Linked DNA regions of Mus musculus: regions 2 and 3 are each linked to region 1. Evidence: chromatin loops called from intact Hi-C (ENCODE). Cell type or tissue: heart. All regions are shown on one strand.

Region 1 (8,000 bases):
CATCACAAACACTGACTACTTAACTCCCCCATCCCCAAAGCTGTGACAAACTCATAGGCCCTGCAAATGCCACAAGAAGGTCCTTACCTGACTTGCCCACGCCCGCTCTTCCAAATATGGCCAGCTTGACCTCTGCGCTCTTAGCCATGGCTGGTAGTGACAGAGTTTAATGTTCAGATTCCAGATGTGAGCAGATGGTTTTGATGGTGGCCTTTAGTTTCACTGTGTCATCGCCAGTCAGAAGAGTTCACAATCCTTCAAAGGAAAGAGAGTTTGGAAATAAATTCATATCTTCTGAAACATCAGGAGTACACACACACACACAGACACACACACACAGACACACACACACACACACACACACACACACACACACGCACGCGCGCGCGCACACGCGACCTTTTGTCTTATCCTATCACTGTGGCAAAAACAAGGGAGAAAGGGCTTATTGTTGTTGGAAGTTCAAGCTATAGTCAGTCGATCATGGCTGTCAAGAAGGCAGCACAGTAGCAGTGTGAAGCAGTTGGTCCTGTCACATCTACAACCAGAAAACCTTACAGGATCAACGCAGGCCACTGTTCACCTCGCACTGGGCGGGGCTTCCCATCTGAACTCTATCAAGAGAACCTCCCACAGGCCTGCTCGAAACTCCGTCTCCCAGGTGATTTCCAGAATTCTATCAGGTTGATAATTACCACTGGCCTTCACATCCCCAAGTGACGTATCTTCTGATTGGATTTTCACCACTGTCCAGAGAGAGGGCCATAGGAGTAACTCACTTAAACCACTTAACTAGTAGTAAGTGAAGTTGGGACTTAAGAATTTAGATCTGGGGCCGGAGGGATGTTTCCGTGCTTAAGCACAAATCTTGCTCTTTCGGAAGACCTGAGTTTGGTTCCCAGCACTCACATTACCCAAAGATCTCTTGTGGTCTCTGTAGGTACTGCATTCACAAGTACACACCTCCAAACACACATATGCATAACTAAAAATAAAATAAACCTTAAACAAAAAGAATTTAGAACCCTTTGGCTTTAAGGCATGTATACACATCATATCTCTTAAATATGTTTCCTCTAATAAGTTTTTATGAATAAATTGTTTCTTGGTATAATTGATAATAAATGGTATGTGAATGAATGCATTTATCACCTGTTTATAAATACTCAACATATAAATATACACAATGGGGAGAGGCTCTTGGAATCTCTTTATTGAACAATATGCATTGATATCAGTCAACTCTATTGCTACACCATCCAATTTTCTATGTCAAGGTTAAATTTCATCCCAGTTCACACTAGGTCACAGGAAAAACTATGTAACAGATGCACGTGGTTCAAAACAATACATAATATCCAATCATACCTCTATGTTTTGCTGGGTATGATAACCTAGCACACAAAAGGTATGAGTTGTGTGCCACAGTTGGAGTCCCTTTTAAAGATGAACTCAGGCAAGCCTGATTACAACAGCGCCCTCACACTGGAAGCACGGCATTGTCTACAACCCATGCTCATTGTATTCAGGATGCTCCTTAGCCATGACATCTGGAGTCTTTGTTGGCTGTATTGTATGCTGTGTAGGGAATTGAGTCTAAGGCCTCACTCCAAAGGCAAGCAAACATCTTGGCCACAGGTTACACCATCAGCCCAACATCTGGGCTCTTAATACCAAGAAAATGTAAACTTGGAAAAGGCCTTCGGTGTGGATCAATCAAAGCAATCTCCCAGCCAGCGCAGAAAGCTTTTTCCTCTGCCAGCCAACTCATCTGTGTCTGCTTGGTCACTTCCAGGTATCCAAGATAAGTTTATGTCCTCTGAAAATAGTGTCTTTAGTAGGCAGCCTTTTCCAACTAGGAAAACTCCCTAAACTATTTATTATATTAGGCTATGGTGTGTCTGTCACTTGTACCTGTGATGTGCTGGCTCGGCTCTATAAAAACAAGTCCTTTCTTATGCTCAGATCTGGCTATGCAGCCTGGCAGCCCTTAGAATGCTACCCCACCCCAGGCTTCCACTTTCCAGAAAAGTTGAAGCATTCTTTAGGGGCCACACAGCAACGGAGAAAACTTGCTTGAGGTCTTGACTGTCCCCTCCCCCTCTCACCATATGCACAGTTGTCCCCAGGCACTCACTGTTTTAATGACTAAAAACACGGAGTTCCCTTCTTCACAACTTGACATACAACCTGACAAGCTGTCACAACAGAGCTCTGGATATGTTCACTGTGGTTGCCCCCTAGCACAGCCAACCATGAGAAACCTCCCATCTTTCCCACGGGCTAAGGGACTCCCACTGCCTGAACTCCATCAATGGCTGACATGAACTCCAAACCTCACTTTATATACATCAATTCAGTGGCACGGGAGTTCAGAGGTCACTCACTGTTCTAGTCTGTAAAGTTGTATTTGTGCCAGGCATGGTGACACACACCTATAATTCCACAATTTAGGAAGAGGTTCAGAGGCCACTCTCAGCTGCAAAGCCAACTTGAGGCCAGCCTGGGTTACAGAAACTTTCTCAAAAAATCAAAGGGGGTGGGGTGGGGTGGGGTGGGAGGTTAACCACAATCTGTTACCTAAATGTGCTAACTGACCCTGTCTGAGCCAATGTTTGGGTATACAGCTTTTAAAGACAGCCCAAGAAGGGGAAAGAGAAAACAGAGCTCCCTCTGGATACATAGCCCACAAGGAAGAGTGGGCTTCTGTTTTCTCTCTGCTGTATCTGAGCCATTAACATGGGCCTCACACATTTCGGTGTGCAGGTTGCTAAGGTGTGGGTGCTCCTAAGCGAAGAAGAGGCAGGGGTTTAACATCTCCAGACAGACAACGGCAACTTTGTAGTCAGTCTCAAACTAAGATCTTAAATGTCCTACCCCATTCTTTGGCTATAGATGAAGTAAGTCCTTCTTTAGGTGCTGCCCTGTAACCCTAGCATTCGGGAGGCAGGAGTGTGTGTGTGTGTGGGGGGGGAGATACTGAATTCAAGACCAGCTTAGACTACATCATGAGTTCCAGGCTGGTCCACCTATAAGCAGACAGTGGGTCAAAACAAAATTCCTCATTTGTCATTTTATATATCTCCCTTCTATTTAAGGTTTGCATGTTGAATTTGTTTACTAGATTTTTTTTTAACTTACAAACAGCTGCTGGCTCTTTGAAACACAGAGCGTGCTTGTGTACGGAGCATCTGTAGACAATAACTTGCCATTTCATGCAAAAGTATCATCCCCATGCATCTAGAATCTGGCTATAGTCTTCATTTAAAGTAAGCATCAAAGTATATGTTTTTAAAGCCAAGTCAAATATTTCAGCAACTCCCCTTGGCCTCCGAAGCTCACGGGTCTCACATAGGAGAAATTAATTATGTTAGTTAAAGTGTCCCATTTGTGATGTCATAAAGTGTCCCCATTTATGACGTCATAAAGATCCAGCTGCTTAATGTCAGCCGCCTAATATGTTTAGGGAAAAGGGGGGGGCGATGCAACGCTGCCCTCTAAAGATGCCTTCACATTTTATTTCCCCATGAAAATTTGACGGAAACCATCAACGTGTCAATTGTTGTCATAGTAACCTACAGGCAAGTATCTGTTGAATTAACCAGAGACCTTCTATCCCTCAGATCTGAGGAAACTCAATGGTTCAAACACAGGAACTATTCCTGCCGTGGCCTGAAGTTCACTCTCGGAGCAGATTTGCTTTCCCGGAGGCAAAACCAAACAAGTTTCAAGTTTCCATCCTAAAATCACACCTAAATATTTAGGGGATGAAAGGCGTTGCTTTTCCGTATGCATGAAGTCATCAGAGGAAACATTAGAGTGAAGGAAAGACGTGTGTTGTTTCATTTGGTACTACTGACCAATCGTCGAATTCATTGACTCCCTCCACACTTAGGTGTATACTAACCAAAGAGGCTACCTGTGGGGACTCTGTTAGACCTACGACAATTGCGTTTCTAAAGCTTCATCCATCTGTTTATTTACTTAGCAAAAGGTTTTGCTCCTAATAAATCATTTCGCAGACTGTGTTTATCAAGGTCAGAGTTTTCCACTTCCTCTTGAGGCGAGTGGGGGCATCTTTATAATTACATTTTAATGCTTTTATGGCCTTCTAAAAAGAAAAAGAAAAAAAAAAAAAAGAAAGAAAGAAAGCAAAGCACAGCTGTCCAAGACAGCAGTGAATCCAGTCTGATGGTGGTGGAGTGAGATCGCTTCTCTCTGGGTCAGACCTCTCCTGAAATCAAGATTTCTCAGTTTCTCTGCTAGGAATTTTCCTTCATCTTATCACAAGGCAACAGCCACACCAAAGAGGTTGTGACTGCGCAAGCCCCCCGGCTGGCTCGCTACCCTGAGATCAACAGGTCCTGCAGCCAGGAGCAAGCCCACAGTGGGCTGCATGTTCTGCAGCTCACAGGCTCCACATAAAGAGCAGATGTCCCCTAATTCGGAAGGACGCCTTAGGCGCAGGACGCGCTGTCAAGCCTGGTGGCTGGCGTTCACATCTCTCAGGAGAACCCCAAAGTCGCCCTTAGGGAGGGACCCGGAGACCACCGGGACTCACCCAGGGGCTGAGCCCTCAGGGGCTCGTACCCTGTCCTCAGGGAGCCACCTGGACACGTGCGTGTCACTCACCTGTTCACTGTCCAGGCCGGGGAGACAGCCGCGGTCCTCTCCAAGTTCGCAATCCGCCCGCGGAGACTAGGAAGCTCTCCCACCCTGACCCACGCGGGCTACAGGAGGCGTTTGAGAGTTGGGGGGCCGCGATTGCGGTTGGGAGTCGCTGGGGCTGCAAGTGCGGTGCCCGGACGGGGTCTCTTCCCTCGCGCTCGCTCAGACTAGCAGCGCAGAGACTGCGGCAGGACGCGAGCTCCGGCCAGCCGCCGCTGCGCTCCGCCACCAAGATGCTGCAGTGAGGTGCCCGGGCGCCCCCTGCTGGACCAGTCTGCGAGCCGAGCGCCTCACAACCCAGCCTAGCTCAGCGCCAGGCCTGCAGGCTTCAGCTAAGTCCTTTCTTGATTAAAAAGCATCACTTACGCAGTGTTCTCTACGCCTTTTTTCAAAGGATCTTGCTAATACGCCCTGGGAATGTGTTCAGTTATCTTCATGATATTCGAGAGGAAGCAGAGGATTTTTAAAAAAGATAGAAATAAACGGGTCCAAGACTAGTAAATGGCTGGGAGAAAATCCGGAAAGGATCGGAAACAAATATACTTCCAAAGATATAAACACCAAATTTAACCGAAATTCATATTTGTATATATGAGAAAGTCCCCGGTGTGCTCTGTTCCCTCTGGAAGACCAGCATTTATAAGATTTGCTTTGGCGTCAAACCCCATCCCGTTCAAACCTCAACAAAGATAATTAACATGCATGCTATGCTAAGCTAAGCAAGACCTGCTTACATCCCCCATCTCCTTTGATATTCACCTCCCTGGAGGTAAGCATGGCTATTGTAATTGCTGGTCTTTCGGAGGGAAAGGAGAGCTTCTGAGAGGTTAAAGGATTCCCAAAGACGATGGTGGGCATGAACAAAGCAACAGGAAATGTCTATGCCTTTCTCCTTTTTCATTCCAAAGCTGGGTTTTCTTACCAGGGTATCTGGTGACTCACTGAAAGCGAGGCTAGGCAACAGGAGCAGGCAGGGGCCCAGGGCGATAGGAATAATCAGTGGAGCCACTCTGGTGGAAGAAAGTCTCTGCCCCGTGGAGGCAGAGACTTGGCAGGCAGGGTGGATGAAGAGGTTGGACTTGTGATAGCCTCAGCATGTGTCCTGATAACTCACTGAGAAACCTTTAACACACCACATCCAGCGTGAATTTCCAGATCCCCCCTCCCCGACTTCCTGGGGACCCCAGATCTGACCTACAGTGACACTCCCTCCCACATGCCCCAGCACCCTGCCAGTATTGGGCTTGCTTTGCATTCTCTCAAGTTTCTCCTTGTTCTGCTAACCCTTGACATTCCAGGGGCTGGAAGAGTGGGGGAAGAGTACTGTGTGTGCACCCATGCTCTCCCCCTGTTGCAGGGCCTGCTGCACAATGATCAAACGGATGCAACAAGACCATTTGAGACATGATACATCTAAATTGTTTATCCACTGAACTTGGAAGAGCTATTTAGTGTGGACTTGAAGACATGGGTCCCGTCCTTGAGAAACAGCGATTTCAGCATCTCGGAATACAAACGGTCTTAGAGCCTACAGTAAGAAGACAAATTATATTTGTAGACAATGCAAAATTCTATAAAATTCAAATTGTGTGGAATTTTATAGCATTAATATCGTCAAGTTTCAACCTACCTTCTTTTCCTGTCATGCTTTGTAGAGCAGTACTTGATAAAAATGTCTATAAAGATGATACATTTTAAATATATGATATTTGCAGTATCTATGATTTATGTCTAGGATAAAAATTAGAATATATATATAATGTATATACAATATATATGTATATACTTTTACAATGACTTAAGTCTGAGTTTCTATTATGCCTTTCCTATCCAATAGATCTCGCTGAAGAGGTCACAAGCTCACAAGCCAGGTTTCATGGGAGCAGCCTTTCTCATCTTGTCCCATTAGCTGTCTCTCCATATCCTCTTGTATAGCCCTTATAAGCCAGCACTCCTCTCTCAATAAGGAAGGCATTAGTGTGCGCTCCTGCAGTTTCTTCTGAAGTTTTTATTAGCCTACAAAAAGTAAGTTTCACTGTAGCATTTTTCAAACAATGTTTGTTGTTTCTTGCCCCCTTCCTTATCCTCCCTCTGTTGAGCCCCCAACTGCTTTCTGCTTTCAAGTCACAAACGACCTTTTGTGCCCAAACACCTCTCTGCCCCCCTTTCATGGTCATCTATGGAGTTTCATAGTCTACAGCTACTCCCACTGTAAGACTCCAGGGACCCTTATCTTACCGGGACCCCCCACCCCCACCCCAGTGAACCACGTGGAGCTGGGATCAATGCAAAAAGCAAGAAGAATTGATTGTTCTAGTGCACTGGGGTCGTCCCAGACTGGAAGGAGAGGCGGCGACCTCCGGCACCGTTGGGGAGTTTTTATATGGTTTCCAGAGGCAGAATAGAGCATCAGCAACTAGGTACAATATGATTGGCAGAAACAGTATACCCTTTAAACTGATTGATCTTTAGGGAATGAGGGGACAAGGACTTCCCTTGTCTGAAGGTGGGCAACAGTCAGTCCTGAGGAATGGGTTCCTACCCGCAGGTTGGTTCTACCCGGTGGTCTGAGAAATGGTAATTAGCTTCTCCCTTGGGGGAGGGGGCAAGTATTTCATGGCCTTCCCAAAGTTCCTAAGCTGACCTTTCACCACAACACCCTATGAATGTTCTCACATCACGTGACTTTTAGGTGGTGGGACCCACACCTATGACTGTTAGGAGAGACAACCTGTGCTTCTTCATCTGAGACTTTCTATTACCTTAGAGGTAACCTTGACAATTACATCCACTTCCCCGCCAGTTTCTTAATTTCATCTTTCTTGACAGATGATTAAAATTCCACTGTGTATGTACACACATATTTGAGACTCGTTCTTCCGTCAATGGGTGTGTAGGTTGGTTCTAGATCCTTGTTACTGTGGATAGAAAAGCAGTGGACACATGAGGTGTTCCTGCAGGTGTCACAGAGAGAAGAGGAACCTCACAGAGAGGTAGGAATGAAAACCTCGTGCAGATTGATTTCAGCAGGCTTCAGGGGGTATCAGGTCAGACGATTCATTGTCAGCGTATTTAAAACAATACAATTTGGAAAAAAAAGTTTCCAGGCAACAACCAGTCCAATTCCAGGGCACAATAAGGCTTATGGTGTGACTGCTTAGAAACTCTTTTACAAAGTACATGTCACTACCAGGCCAGGCCCTGTAGCTAAAAGGCCTAGAATTTAGTGTGATCTCTGACTAGTAGCATGGAGGTTAGCCAGCCATAAAGTACATGTGACATCTTCGCTATGATAGATGCTGGTCTCAGGAAGGAAGAGTCTGGGATAACCA
Region 2 (8,000 bases), 71 kb before region 1:
CAGTTCCCATCTGTGCTGGTTGGCCTTGTGTGACAGGCGCCCTGAGCTGTGGTATTCTAGTCCTTTATGTTATGCTGGATTGACTGAGATGGAGATATTTGACTGGTATTTTACTGGAATAATCTTAAATATTCCCATTTTATTTGTAGACATTTTGGTTGGGGTTATGAGTCTTGTGGTCTTTCCTAGTCTCTGAAGGGAATGCAGGTGCTTATTGCCCTCTTCAAATGTGACAGTCACTAATAGTCACACAGGTCAAATAATTAACCTCCAGCTAATTATACTGTCTTATGAACCACCAAGTTGTATGGAAGGCCAGGCTGGTCTACTGTGAAACCATTGTACAAGGTCCAGTATGGCCCTTCCCATTGGCGTTAGAACCTTATAATATAAGATGAACCTCTTTCTCTGAGGTGCAGAGCAAGGGCCCCATTGAGCTGGGCCACACAAGCTGGGAGCAGGGAGAAGGATGGGTGTTGAATTCCTGAGCAGACAGCCTCCCATCCCTGTTTACTTTAAGGATCTGGCCTGGGCTTTGGCAAGAAGTCTGAACACAGGCAGATGAACTTGGCGGAAAATAACTGAAGCATCCTACATGAGTGACCCTCTGCTTTAGTTTAATTTTTATTTGGGTTTTCTTCAAATATTTTTAAATAGAAAAAAACTTATCTCCCTTAGATCTGTCCTTCTCATAGTGGTCTGCAGGTCCTGTGTAAAAGTGAGTTACTGAAACTTAGAACTGCTCCCCCTTTCCTCCCTCCCTTCCTCGCTATCTTTCCCCTCCCCTTCCTTTCTTCCCTCCCTATCCTTTCTCCTCTTCTTTCCTTGCCTTTCCTTGTTTTAAAGCTATATTTATTTCAACTAAGCTGGCATTTAATAATGGATCTTATTTAGAAAAACAACCTAAAAAAACAAACAAAACAAAGCTTCACTGTGTCTCTGTAAACTTTGAATGAAACTTATACAGCTTATATTTAACAAGACAGTTTGCTTGGGTTGAATTCATAGAATTACATGATCCACTCTCTAATGCCATAAATTCAAGTGATTAAAATCTGTGCTAATAGTGAGCATAATTCCTATTGTTAAAAAAAAACTTGTTTTCAGAAAAAAATATATAATGTTCTCTCACAAAAATGTGTACCTTTACAAGCCAAGAGATGGAAAACCACAGAACAATCTTTAGTCAATTTGGGTTGAAACAATTTAAATAACGACAGAGGAAGTGGGACTATTTTTAACCACTGTAATTCTGCAAACTTATTTTTAAAAAGAGTGATGACATACATTAAGTCCCTTTTATACTAATAAATGTCAAGAAAATCTGAAATTTTGGTTTAAGAGACATTCTGAGAAAGACGATGGGTCAGGGGGTAAAGGAACTTGCTCCCAAGGCTAATGAACTGAGTTTCCTCACAGGCTCCACATAATGGAAGGAGAGAACTGGTGTCTAAGGGTGGCCTTCCGACCTTGTGTGCTGTGGCATACACACATGCACACATACAAAATAAAGAAGTGTGAAGTAAAATAACATACAGGCAACACATATATATATATATATATATGAGGCTGTTCACCAGTCCAAAATGAAGCAGAAAACAGTAAAGATTGACATGCAAAAGGCGGCAGGGGTGGGATATAAGATTGATTGACACTCTACCTGAGCCTCTTCCAGCCATGATAAAACTGCCTGGAATATCCCCTTATCTCAGGAACCTGGGAGAGTTGAAAATCAAAACATCACTGGGAACTTCACTCCATCCCTTCTCTCCCTTCTTGCTCTCTTGGAGCCTGGCCACAGCTGAGGAGGTGGGACACATCTCCACTTCCCTCCGCACCTCCTCCTTAATGAACTACACTGGGGGGGGGGGGTGTTCGGGTGCTCTGATCGGGAATCTCTTTGTGAACCCAAAAGGTCCTGTTCCCCAATTGATGCTTGATCGATCATTAAAGATGCTAGCGGACAAGGAGTTGGGCGGAAGAGGCTGAACTTCCAGCCTCGCCCCCCCCCAACCCCCGCCGCCCCCAGGAGGCAGGCTAACAGACACAGGAGGGAGAGCCAACAGCCATGTGAGAACTCAGGTGGAGCGGCCATTGGCCTCTTCCCTGACGGGACCTGGGGTAGCAGGCAGGAGATTAGAAGAGCAACAAAGCTGAAGGCAGATTTAGGGTGCTGAGCTGGGACTAAAGGTAACTGATCAATCAAAGTTGAGGGCAGAGTTAGAAGTACTGAGCTGGGAGTGAAAAGAAGGGTGTGGCAGCCAGGGGAGGCTTCCCGGCCATTGAGCTAAAGCATATAAAAAATAAGCTTGTGTGCCCGTGTGTGTGCCCGTGCCCGTGTGTGCCCGTGTGTGTGTGTGTGTGTGCCCGTGTGTGTGTGTGTGTGTGTGTGCCCGTGTATGTGTGTGCCCGTGTGTGTGCCCATGTGTATGTGTGTGCCCGTGTGTGTGCCCGTGTGTGTGTGTGCGTGTTGTGTGTGTTGTGTGTGTGTGTGTCCGTGTGTGTGTGTGTGTGCGCGTGTGTGGATGTGTGTGTGTGTGTGTTGTGTGTTTCATCCTCAGATCTGAGGGAACCTGGGTGGGGCTGGTAGTGCAGTCTGCCCAGAGCCTCAAGCGGGGTAGTAGGAACTACACACTACACTATACCCTTTCCTGCCATCGTTCATGCATCGGTACAATTCTAGTGTCCTGAAGAGGCACTAGAACTAGGAAACTGCTGTGTCTGCTTTCTAGATTCATATCTGTACCCAAAACCAAAGAAAGGAAGGAAGACAAGAAGGGAGGAAAGAAGGAAGGAAGGAAGGAAGGAAGGAAGGAAGGAAGGAAGGAAGGAAGGAAGGAAGGAAGGAAGGAAGAGAAAGAGGAGCAACATTTGGTTTGGTGGCACTCACCACTGAGCAAGACTATTACTCCAGGCAGATGAACGACATCTGAGATCCAAGTGCCTCCAAAACAAGCCCATATGAGTCCATGACTTACTATGCCGCTTAAGAAAGAGAGGCCGCGGAGCTGCTGTCCACTTGGGAGAAATGGGTGCTCACTAAAGCTAATGCTCTGACCAGTTCTGTGAGGTCCAAAGCCACAGGGATTGGACAGCGCACCCCGTGAGGCCTGATGACTGACAGCCATCGGCATGAATGAGCTAGATGCTGCAGCTCCTGTGTTAGCTGTCTATCGAGCAGAGATTCGGAACACCAGCTCTTCGTACAGTGGTTCATTAGCAATCTTCATCTATTTCGGTTTTATTAAGATAGGGCCTCATTCTGAAACCCAGGCTATCCTTCATCATACTCTATGGTTCAGGCTGGCCTTGAACTTCTGACCGCCAAGTGCTGGAATTATGTGCACTGCAATGATTACTGTTTAATTGGTAATGCTAGTCTCAATAATGACTGTGATAGGGGCAATGAGCTACATCCCCAGGGCATTTTCAGAGTCTTTTAAGTTATTTATTTCTATAATTTATCTTCAGACAGCGTCTTGCTATGTAGCTGCCCAGCCCCAAACTCACAATCCTCCTTCCTCTGCTTCCAATTCGATAGCACCCCAAAGCCGGATTAATAAATATTATCTAATAAAATACTTGTAAAAGAGAGTGTGCATGCAAATGTATATTAATGCCATCTGAGAGAGGCCTGCAGACCTCCACCATGCCCTTTTGGTGCCCGTGTCAGGCATTATTAGTCGATCATGGAAACCTTTCCTCTGAGTTTTTCTGACGGCCTTAGGGACATTGCATGTTCTCCCTCTCTCGGAGTAAACGGAGGACTCTGAATCCCAGTCTGGAAATTCCTCATCCAAGAAGTCACAGGTACGAGGCAGGAAGGTCAGACGTAAAATCCAGTCAGGCTGTGTGTGACCTATGTGATAAGGATCTGGTAAGCTATGCTTACTACTGTCACACAAACAAATCCTGGTTGAATAGGGACCAAAGACGTTGAACAAGCTCTGGCAGGGATTGTGGGGAGAGATTGGTCATGGATGGAGATAAGGGGCCCCGCTGAGGTAAGGGTTTGACATTACTAAGTAGCTTCTATTGTTAGCATTCTGATTATAACATTCCTAATTTGAGACAGGAAATTCATAAATGCAATGCTCTCATTGGATTTTTAAAAATCAGACAATGCAGCTGTACAGATAGGTAAATTAGATCAGCCCATTAAATTCTGTAGCAGCGTTCATTCCAAGGAAGTAGTCTGAGCCGTTGGCGACATCCCAGATCAGTCCTCGATCTGGTACGACGGGCTTCATCTCCCTCCTTCTACACTGTCAACATTTCCTATGAAAATCACTTCATCTCACAGTGGAAAACTAACTTTAAAAATAAAATGAAGAGAAAACAAAACATAATCTCTGGAAGGCAATAAGAACCACATGCCTCTTAAATGAAAAACATTCTCTTTCTCCTTTGTTCCTCATAAGCAGTTTGCCAGAGATGCAGCCCGCAGCTTTGAGCCATTTACAAAAACATAACGAAGGCTGATGCTTGCACGCAACGGCTAAATTGCGCCCACAGTGACCAGGAGGCCACTCTAAGGCCTCCACTTCGGTTGACTTTACCGTAGACGCTCCTCCCTGACCACAAACCAGTGATGTTTGTGGTAAGCCATCTTGTCACAGAAACTTCTAGGCTCCTGAGAAGGGAAGAAGATTAAGGAGAGAGAGCTACATGGTAGCAAGAGTCACAAATACTACAGAGAAAACAAATGCCCCTAAATTGAGGGGTGTCAGCTAAGCCTTCCATCTATCCACCAGAGGGCACCACCAGAATGCACGAAGCTTTCTGAAGAGGTGTTGAAAGCCCTCCCCACCTTGCAAAGAAAGCAAGTTCGGTGCCATCAGAATGCCCCCACCCCATTATGCCGGTCTGTCCTGTAGAAGTCAGGTAAGATGTGTATTCCTTTTATAGGAGATTGATGAACTGTCTGCTACCCTTATTGCTAAGGTCCTCTCTAATTGCCAAAATCGTTTGATTGTAAAAGCTGTGCTTTGACAATAAATGCCAAGTGTGTCCTCTGTACAAAGTTCTGACTTGTCCCACAACAGTTTAAATGAACAATAAATAGCGTCTCCTTGTCTGCACTCTGCAGATTAATAAAGGTCTTCAGAGATAATTACAAAATACATGCAACCACTGTGGAATTATAAAACACAGAAGACACGGCCTGGTTTGTCCTGCACTGTTAAATTCCACTGCTCTTCACGGCAAGAAGGGTGGCTACTGTCCTTTTGGCAACCAAAGAGATCCTTTAGCCTCATCTTTGGCTTTTGTTAAAAGACAGAGAGACGACCTAATCTTTATAAACAAAAGAAAACAGGAAGGTTCTGGTGGGAAAAAAAAACCACACCAAATTTCACAAGGACAAAGCAGAGAATGATAGTCCCTTGGATGGAAAGCGCAGAGGCCAGGCAACTAGAGAAGGCAGACAGGGAAGCAGAGACGATTAGCCAAGGTGCAACGATGTTGAGGTTATATTACTAAGAAGCCTAACCTTCAGCACCTCTGCCTGCCCCAGGGTGACTCACGTGCTTCTAAATGTATCGGTGTGCCTGCTTCGGATACTGTCTGTTATTTCTGCTCCCTCTTCCAAGGCATGTAGGCTGTCTCTGAAGTTACTGTGCACAGTGCTCTCTCCCCTCCAAACTCAAAAGCCCAGAGAAAGTTCAGGTGGAAAGCTCCTGCTCTGGACAGCGTAGGCACCTCACAATGGAGGAATTATTACTTTATGCTCCTTGATCTAGGTCAGATACAGGCGAGAGACTGCTAGAAGGACAGAGGCCGTGTGTGACACTGTGCCCTTCTGTGATACTGTGGCCAAGTTATCATATCAGCCTGTCTTAGAAAAGGTATAATGACTTGAACTGGGGAAGCCAAATCCAGGTGGGGCTCCTGCCTCATGGTTCCCTGTTACTTGGAATAGACATCTGCCAAAATCAAACCTTTTTTTTAAATTGACTTTGTATATAGTATTTGAAGTTTAACAGAGCTGTTTTTGATTAGAACCAGAGCCAGCCTGCATGTTTTTAGGTATTAAAGCCTAATGCAATTATATTATTATCTTTAAAAAAGATTCTTTTATTGGTATAACTTTTCTTTGAAAATACATTGCTTTTTAATGACTAAAGTTTCTGCTGTTACTTAGGGAAAAAAAATGCTTCCCCCAGCCGCCCCTCTGCAAGTGAATAAATACAGGAAAGAACTTGCTCACTGGCGTGGACTCAGCCTCTTTGTAAGTCCTAATATTTACAGTGTAGGAGGAAGGCACTTCAGTGAGTCATGGGTTTACACTTAGCAGATGGATTAAGAATAAAAATTAACAGCACAGTTTCCCTTAAGTAATAAGGAAAATGTGACTTGTCACACATTGACTTTCTGGGTCAGTGCTTTTCCAGTCACTCTGCAGCCTCAGGGTCACCCAGGGATTCCATAAAGAAAGGAGGGGGCACTGTGATTGGCGTTCATCTTGAATTTTAAAATGATCTACCGTTTCTACACAACACTACCAACCACTGTGAAGGCCATGGCTCTGGAAGGGAGAGCGTAGGAGCCCAGAGTGCGAGCCTTGTTCATTTCAAATGAATGATCTTTCATTAAATTTCCCTTGCAACAGGACTGGAGATGCGTGCTTTGTTCATAAAAGAAATTCTCTATCCTGATCTTTAGATGTGAGTTTAAAAAGCAAGAGAGACTCTAAGGTTTACAAATGAAAGAGGAACAATACCATTCAGAAAAATGCTAGCAAGTTCTAGGCGGATCTAGTAAAAACCGGTCCCTGGGAAATTCGGAATTAAAGAATAATTGTAATTTATAAAAAAAGAAGAGATCCAAAGTTTGATGTTTTGTTTGCCCCGCACCTAGATAAGGCATCTGGAATAAATACATCCACCAAAGGCAAATTATTTGAGTCTATACACTCCACTATACATTACACACTCCACAACTCTACATTACATTCCTTGGGAATTTTTCAAGATGGAGAGTTTTGCAGGTTGAACAGTGTCCTCCACAGTGACCCCCGAAGTCTTTACCCCCACTCTTTTCTCCTCAGTGACCCTAAAGTCCCCACCCTCACACATGTAACCTTATCTAGAAACAGAGTCTTTGCAGACTTTATTGTTAATGCAGTTAAGATGGCTTCCTGGGCTGTTATCAATTACAACTGTGTTCTTCTAAAAGGGGAGTTTGATAACAGAGACAGATACACACAGAACTAGGTGATGTTAAAACATGAATACAGGGACTGGAGGGATGGCTCAGGACTTAAGGGCACTTGCCACATAATCGTGAGGGACAAGCTGGGTTCTCTCTACATGTTTATAACACCAGTTCTATGAGAGATGGAGACAAAAGGATAGCTAGGGTTTGCCGTATGCCAGCTGAGCTGGAAAAGACAAAAATGTACATCCAAGAAGAAATCTTGCCTCAAAAGACTAGAAGAAAGATGGTAGAAAGGATACCCAGTGTCCTCTTCTGCCTACAGGTTTACTCACAGGTGTTCATGTGCACATGCCCTTGTGTGCACACATGCAGAAGTGAACAAATGAATCAATACATGAATACGAAAAACAGAAGAAAGACCAAGGCATACTCAAAGTTGCCAGAAGCTAGCAGAGAAAGACAGGGCAGACTCTCCCTTAGCCTTTGGAAGAAAGCAAGTGCTGGCCAGCAACTCCAGACCTCTCTCTCACAGTGCTACAGAGACCACATTCTGTTAAGCTGCTTAGCGCACAAGTACTTTGTGATGGCTGTATTAGGGCTGGGTGCACACTCTCTTTTTGATATATGTCTTTGAGGTTGCTATTATCCACCAAGTCTCTTTGCCAGTCTGCAGAGTGCAGAGGCTTTGTCCAGATTGCCTCAGGACATGACCACCTGGTCCGCTTCATGCTGCCATCCCTGTGAGGCCAGTTCCTTTCAAAATCTGCCAGACCAAAACAGAAAGAAAGTCTGTTATAAATGTTCACATAGCCCATTAGGAAGCCAAGTACAAACTTGGCTTT
Region 3 (8,000 bases), 120 kb before region 1:
ATGACCATGTTACAGGCTCTTGTGGAGGAACACCACATGGGTCTCATCAAGAATTTCACTAGCTTACAGTGACAACCTTTACCCTTCCAAATCTTTCTCAGGATTGAGGAGATGGCTAGGTGTGTAAAATGGTCTCTGTCCCAGTGTAAGAACCAGAGTTAGGCTTTCTAGTACTCATGTGGCAAAAAAAAAGGTGGGCGCAGGGGTCTGTCTTAGTTGTTGTTCTATTGCCATGAAGAGACACCATGACCAAGACAACTCAGAAAAGGAAGCATTTAGTTGGGGCCTTGCTACAGATCCAGAGGCTTAACCCATCATCATTGTAGTGTGAAGCATGGTGGAAGGCAGGCAGCCACAGTGTTGGAGGAGTAGCTGAGAGCTCACGTCTGATTGGTAAATTGCAGGCAGAGTGAGAGGGAGACTGGGCCCTGCTGGGCTTTTGAAACCCCAATCCCACCACAGTGTCACACCTTCCCCATTAAAGCCACTCACTCATACTCTACCTAGAGCACACCTCCCAGTCCTTCCCAAACAGTTCCGATAACTGAGGACCAGACATTCACACATATGAGCCTGTGGGGGGCATCCTCATCCAAACTGTCACAGCCTGTGGGACACCAGCATTGGGAATGGAGACCAGAGGATTCCAGGGGCCCACTGGCCAGCTGCTGCAACTAAAATGAAGAGCTCCACATTTGTGAGTGTCTTAGGGTTTTACTGCTGTGAACAGACACCATGACCAAGACAACTCTTATAAAGACAATATTATTTGGGACTGGCTTACAGGGTCAGAGGTTCAGTCCATTGTCATCAAGACAGGAACATGGCAGCATCCAGGCAGGCATGGTGCAGGAAGAGCTGAGAGTTCTACATCTTCATCTGAAGGCTGCTAGCAGAATACTGGCTCCCAGGCAGCTAGGATGGGGGTCTTAAAGGCCACACCTACAAGGCTACACTACTCCAACAGGGCCACACCTCCCTACAGTGGCACTCCCTGGGCCAACCATATGCAAACCATCACAGTGAGAAATCCTGTCTTTAAAAAAAAAAAAAAAGTGGATTTAATAGAAGATATCCGCCATCAACTTCTGGCTTCCAAACTAGCATACATGAGTGAGTGTTCTCATAACACACATGTATACAACACACACACACACACACACACACACACACACACACACACACACACACACACACACACAACTCTGTCATAGAATAACCAAAGTTATTTTCAGTGAACGGGATTTAAGTAAAGTTATTATCTTAGCATAAAATATGGATACTTTCTTAAGATCAGAAAAAGCTGTAAACTGAAAATCTGGAGCCTTGGACTCTTTGTTTCAAGCAGACGTCAAGGAGTCTGTCTCATCCAGCTGGCCTCACAGCAAATGCCCAATCTAGAGCCCTCTCTGAGTAAGAGCTGCCACTGTGCCTCCCAGATCTGAGCACGGGAGGTGTGACGGTTAGTTTTAATTTTCAATTTGCTACAACCAGGAATCACCACCTGCTCACAGAATCTCAATGATGGCTTGGCTAGATCAAGTTGACCTGTGGGCACATATTCAGGGATTGTCTTGGTCTTCTTAATTGCTATGTGACGTCCTAGCTTCCCATATCATTTAAGGGCTGCACCATTCCCCTGGGTTGAGGCCCTGGATTTTATAAACAGGGTGAGATTAGCACCTTGAAGGTGTGAAGAGTGGGGAAAGGGTATCTCTTCCTTGCCCACACCATTGACAGATAAGAGACAGAACCAGCTCTTCCAGGATCATGTCTTTGGAGCTAACTCTCTCAAGATGCCCAGGCAATGGGGGGAGGGCCAGCTCTACGAGTGCTCAGACATCAATATGACCTCAGCCCAGACGAGGGGTATCCACATGACCTTTGCTGTAGGGACAAGGACCCAGACATAGCCCTTGGAGGCAGCACGGGCCAGGGCCTCACAATGAATGGCCTTGGGTTGGCACTGCCACCTACTCACATCAGGCCGTTCCAGCTACCCTGGAGTCTCCAGTCCCGCCTCTCTTCACTGTGCACACATCCTCTTGCATCTCTTCCCCGCCCCCCATCATTCTTCTCCTTACTCATCTTAGTGGGGCCCAGGGCCTTTGGGTGTCTGTGGTCCTCTTAAGCTTGGTTTGCCCCTGGAACCCAGGCAGTGATGAAAAAATACTGTACCTTGCATTCTAAGCCATTTTTCCTTCTAATAATTGAAGTAAAATGTCACTCCAATGTCCTCCGGTCGTGCAGAATAGGTGGCTGCTTCCCGGTCCCACCCTTGTTTCTCTGTAGGTAATGAGTATCTCGGCTCCCTCCGCATCTTTTACATTTTTTTCCTTATCACTGTCTTTCATCAACTTGATTTTAACGATTATGTTACTAGTATCTTCAAATATTTTATTGCTGGAGTTTTTTGAGTTTTTTAGATCTGAAAGTTTACAATTTGGATTTTCCTTTCAGTAATGATTTTCTCAATTATTACTGATTGATTTTGTTGTTGTTGTGTGATTTTGGGTTTTTTGTTTGTTTGTTTTTGAGAGAGGGTTTCTCTGTGTAGCCTTGGCTGTCCTGGAACTCACTCTGTAGACCAGGCTGGCTTCACACTTATATAGATCTACCTGCCTCTGCCTCCTGAGTGCTGGGATTAAAGGTGCAGGCCACCATTGCCTGGCTTAGTTAAATTGTTTTGTTGGTTACATGTATTTTATGCAGGCAGGGTGTTCTGCCTGCATTTATATCTGGGTACCACTGAGGATGTGGGATTCCATGCAACTAGTTATAGAGAGTTGTGAGATACCATGTGGTTGCTGGGAATCAATCCTGGGTCCTCTGGCAGAGCATCCAGTGCTCTTAACCATTGAGCCATCTCTCCAGCCTACTACTAGTCCTTGCCCCACCAATAGTAATCTCTGCTTCTGAGAGTTCAGTCGTATCACATGTTACTCTGCTAATAGAGTCTACGGTCACTTTCTTCCTCATTGTTTCATTTCCGTCATTCCAGTTGCTGTGCCATCTCTCTGATTAGGGTTTTCCAACACCCGATTTGATGATAATCAAGCTCAGTATGTTATCTTTTTCAGGAGAAACCACCTTCCACTCACACTGACTGTTTTTATCTGCTCCTGTGATGCTCAGACCTCTCCTTACCTTCCTACCTCCATGGAGCAAGTCTGTAAAGCTGTCCCAACTTCCTTGTTTGATAATGATAGCATCTCCCACTCTGTTTCTATTTGCCAGTCCTTAATCCTATTTCTTGTCTCTTTGCATACAGATTTTAGATCATCTATGAACCATCTTGGTTTCCAATCTTGTCAAATCTTGCTTGTATACTTTTGTAATAGGATGTTGGATATACTTTTCTAGAACAAAAACCAAGTTTCCTGGATTCAGTGTTCAACTTTTTAAGGTACTATTAGAGTGGCTATAAGTAATAATACGAATTTAGTCTCACACCTAAGGCAAAGTTCTCCTCCTTCCCTGGTTCCCCAAGCTCCCCTGTATCATTTGTACACTATGAAGATATTTCGTTGTGGCTGATGCGAACACAAACTGTCCTTAGTCCTGTATATGCTCCTCCCAATGTTCATGGATCTGTAACTCTTGTTCTGGGTAGTTTTCATCGTTGACTTGATTGTATTAGTCAGGCACGTCTTTGAGTGTGGCCTGGAGACCAATTCCAGAATCCCCAGAGATTAAGAAAGGCTTACTGGGGAAGACCCACTTTTTGAATGTAAGCAATGTCCTCCCATAAAGCTGAGATCCAGATGTGAACAAGGTCCGGTCCCATTCCTGCCATTATGACCTGAATTCTTCACACCATACGCCCTCCCTTGTGTTCCCTCTTCCCTTAAGTTGGTCCTGGTGTAGGAAAGTGACCAGTGAAGCCCTTCTCTGCCCCTGTTTCAGCCTGAACCATGCCTGTCACTGCTTAGCCACAGATTCTGATGAACTTGGCCTCCTCAAATTCTGATTTTTATCTCAATGAGCTCTCAGGATCTACTCTATCATTTGGAAGAAGTTATTTCTAGTACTGTGATACGTGAGAATAAACAGGGCTCTTGCCACTGCGTTGCGCCTACATGAACGGCATGCGTTTGATGTGGGAGAAAGGACCCCATCCTTAATTTATTAAATAAATATTGCATCGCTAGCATTCATCAAAATGAAGCGAGCCTGTCAAACAACTGATAGTATTAGTTTGTTTGCAATCTTTATTTGTGTAGAAGCTTGGGTTATGAGAGCGGTAACTGAGTTATAGCAGTATACTTGCATGTTCATTAATCAAAAGATGGGGTTTTTACTTTTGCATGGTCTAGCCTGGTTACTGTACTGGTTGCACATTTGACTTCCTTAGTTTAGTTTTGTTTATGTGTTGAGTGCTGGCCTGGGTGTATGCATGTGTACACATATGTGTAATGCCCTTGGAGGCCAGAAGAGGGAGCTGGGTCCATTGGAACTGGAATTGCGGGCACTTGGGAACCTTCACGAGGGTGCTGAGGAAACACCCAGAGCAGCAAGAGCAGCAAAGGCTCCTAACCGCTGGGTCATCTCTCAATGTTTATTCAAAAAGGACATTCGGGTTTTCACCACCTTAGGAATTTGTTTCTAGCAGGGACTGGCTGAGATACATTTCCTAGTAGAGATACTCAAGGACTGGCTCTAGAAGGCGACAGATTGCAAACAGCAGCGTCCCTTGTGTGTTCCCCTTCGATCGATCGACTGCCTAATGGACATCACCACTGCAGTGCCTCGCTTTCCTCCTTAGCAGACGTTCTTGCTGGAATAGGAGTTTGTGACTTTTGGCTTGCTTTCTGCCCCCTGTGCACCTTGAATTCTTTCCTTCAACTTCCCCACACCCTTCTTCCTCTAGAAATGATACACGTGGCCCTTGGATCTCCTCCAGGGTTCTGCATTCATCACCACCTTTCAGGTCTTCATATTTTCATTCCATGCTGTTTCTACAACTTAGAAGATTTCCACCCTCTCCTAGACTGTTCTAATGAATTTCTTAAATCGTCAAATGGGCTATATAAAATTGCATATTCAGCATATTTAGACATATTTACAGGGGATGAATTAACAAGGGAATAAAGAAGGCAAGTTTTTTCTTAACCACTTCATCTTGTATCTTCATCCCTGCAATCCAGGCTAAGAGCTGTCTGGCTCATCCTGTGACTTCACCCCTGCAATCCAAGCTAAGAGCTGTCTGGCTCATCCTCTGCCTTTACCCCTGAAATCCAGGCTAGAAGCTGTCTAGCAAGTTGGTCGTGTGGGCTGCAAAGTTCGACTCTGACTCTCAGTTAAAGTTCTGGCTCTACCCTCTAACCCACCATGTAGACTTGGTGACATCACTTCCTTTCCCACTTGGGTCAATTTTACTTCTACACAGTGATCTCAGCACTACTGTCTTAGAATAATTGTAACAATTAGTGGAGAAAAGGAATAAAGAGCCTGAGTATTCTAAAAGCGGCATCTACTATTATTAGCAGGAGCTATTTCTTTCCAAACCAAGCTCCTTGGCCTTCCTTTCTGCAATCCAATTGCTTCCCATGCCTCCCCGAAGCTCACAAACTATTCACAAAAGAATTCCAACAGAATTTGAAAATTATATTTTTTATTATAATCACATAAAACGAAGTCAGTTACACCAGATTGTTCAAATACATTGGTGAATTAAAATCTTCGCTGCTTACAAATTTTATACATACTTATATGTATACATATAAATACATCATAAAAGATATATATTTTATTCTAAAATAAAGTGGCCAAATCTCAGGATATGGGGCAGGAAATGAAGAGAAGGATCATAAACTCTTGGCAGTTACATAATCCTTTTGCCAGCCAAGCATCTACTTTGTGCACGCTCGTTCACGTAGAGTGAATTTTACTCACCCATTATTTTTCTGAATTCTCCCATGTGAATTAATCTTACCCAAAGGTTAGAAGGTTAACAAGGCATGTGGCCAACTTACTGAATCAGCGGCTGGCTCTTTCTGAATGCATAGGATTCTGCCTTTGCTTCCAAAGAGAAATAACTAAGCGCCATAATTTTCTCAAGAGGGTTAGCTTCCCACTACGGTGCTAATAGAGTAATATACAAACCAGGTGTCTCTAATTGCAATCCTCTACTAACATGCAGTGAGGTCAGGAGTGGGCACAAAGATTCCTAGTGGGTTTGTTTTTCTTATCACCAAGGCTTGGGGAAGCAAAGCCACAGCACGGTGTGAATTGCGGGTCTTGTTTCTTTTGTTATTAAGGAAATAATAGAATAGGGTATGTAAGGACCGCTGTAGATTATTGAGAGAATCAATTTTAATTGAAATGGGCAATTCCATCACAAAGTCAGTAATAACATTTCAATCTAAAAATAAAATAAAATGTTAAAGAAAAATGGCATAATTTAAGTAAGGTAATAATAATAACAATTAAAAAAATCCTCACTTCAAATGGGAACTAGAATTCTGTTCCCCGGCTCTAATCGCTCAGCTACCTTCCTCAAGTTCACACCAGACATCACAAAACCTTATGGTGACCTTTGTAGTCTTCCACAAGATTCAGAATCTTAAAATGCCTTTGAAAAGACTTCAACTTGTTAAATCAAGGCAGAGATGCCTACAATTAGCCTCCACGAACCCAGCCACTTCAGCATCTTTGGTGGTTGCATCTTCAAACTACATTTGCACGGATCCTACGGCAAGCAGGGAAGGGAGAGACTGTCACAGCATGGGGCTGCAGAAGATACTCAGAGAATTTCCCAGCATATAGTGGAGAGGGACCCACGAGAAACCCTGACATCCCCCAAACTCAGAATAAGGAGAAGGACATCTTGGCTGTGGCTAGAGGGGCAGCAGGAGAGCCAGGAAGGCCTTCCCACGTTCCAGCACATTTCGGCAAGACCTCTAACTACTGATTTTGGTGAGCATCTTGTTAATCGCTTGCTTGACGTGTGTGGTGGAGCTGCGGCGCCTTGTCTTGCCCTGCACCATCCTTCTGCGACGCACCTCTCGACAGAGCTCATAGAACACCTCCGTGATGTTCCCTTCTCCCGTGCAGGCGGAACATTCGTAAAACGCACACGCCAGTTCCGTCGCCAGCTTCTCCCCTTCTTCTGTGCTCACTTGTCTGGAGTGGTCCAAGTCGGCTTTGTTTCCGACCAAGATGAGAGTCACGTTTTTGGGTTTTTTGACTTCATCTAAGATGTTCTTCAGCGGCAGCACTTCTTCGAAGCTCCCTCGATCGGTGATGTCGTAAACCAACACGAAGCCTTCTCCCCAGCGCATGTGCCCTTCCCTCTGGATGGTGTCTTCCTGTGGGCAAAGAAAAGAGCTGCAATCAGGAGACCTGGGCCTCATCCCAAAGTGCACAATGTTATTGCCTACTAATCCCTTAATTGCATCGCTTCATATCCGTTTGTTATTAAACATCTTGGCTGTCTTCCTGGATGAACGTATTTCCTTCATTAGTTTAGAAGGTAAGTACAGCTCACCCCCATTTGTCTTAATAACCTTCTTGTTCAGTTTATAGACCATTGATAACCCTAGGAACAGAAAAAGAAGTAATAAGCTATATAGAATCTACTGTTTAAGCTTGAGGACTAGGACCCCGCACCCACCCATCCACCCCCCATTCCAATATTCTAATCTGTGTTATAGATCAGTAGTGATAAGGAAAGTTCTCCTGCGGTGACTGTCAGAGCAGTGGCTTCTCCTCCACGAGAGAAGAACACACAGTCTGAAGGTGTCTCTGGCTGGGTCTGGATGCACCTGAGTTCCCTGTACTTAGAAGGCAGAGGTAAGAAGAGGTCATGTTCAAGGCTAGCCTGGGCTACTAGTAGTGAGATGAAGAGACACTGTGTGTGAGAAGAGAGACAGGAAGTGTGAGGGGTAGAGGGGAAGAAGAAAGAGAAAAAGAAGAAGAAGAAGAAAAGAAAGAGGAGGAGGAGGAAAAGAAGAAAGAAGAGGAGGAGGAAGAGGAGGAAGAAGAAGAGGAGAGGAGAG

Evidence for each region. Hi-C counts contacts between places; a loop is a spot of excess contacts. Peaks named below come from ENCODE experiments on the same cell type or tissue, not always from the same donor. Only the 100,000 strongest peaks of a DNase experiment are listed, where the experiment ranks them.
Region 2: it touches region 1 in a loop (11-fold over the local background); 26 of 42 quality-filtered maps call a loop at or near these places.
Region 3: it touches region 1 in a loop (9-fold over the local background); 15 of 42 quality-filtered maps call a loop at or near these places.

The regions. Positions count from the first base shown.
Region 1 is chr6:137,164,848-137,172,847 of GRCm38, forward strand. It overlaps Rerg (RAS-like, estrogen-regulated, growth-inhibitor), which reads right to left and starts at 4,871. Exons shown (of 5, transcript NM_001164212.1): 1 at 4,633-4,871; 2 at 88-255. The coding sequence starts at 148. In heart, no CTCF peak of the experiment used is centred here; a DNase peak (open chromatin) is centred at 4,914; H3K4me3 peaks cover 893 bases; H3K27ac peaks cover 1,326 bases; H3K27me3 peaks cover 391 bases.
Region 2 is chr6:137,094,211-137,102,210 of GRCm38, forward strand. All of the region lies in intron 2 of Rerg (RAS-like, estrogen-regulated, growth-inhibitor), which reads right to left. Among named protein-coding and RNA genes, the nearest start is that of Gm52923, 14 kb to the right of the region's middle. In heart, a CTCF peak has its summit at 4,756 (motif pointing right); no DNase peak of the experiment used is centred here.
Region 3 is chr6:137,049,231-137,057,230 of GRCm38, forward strand. It overlaps Rerg (RAS-like, estrogen-regulated, growth-inhibitor), which reads right to left. Exons shown (of 5, transcript NM_001164212.1): 5 at 5,595-7,310. The coding sequence ends at 6,903. Among named protein-coding and RNA genes, the nearest start is that of Gm52923, 59 kb to the right of the region's middle. In heart, a CTCF peak has its summit at 4,426 (motif pointing right); no DNase peak of the experiment used is centred here.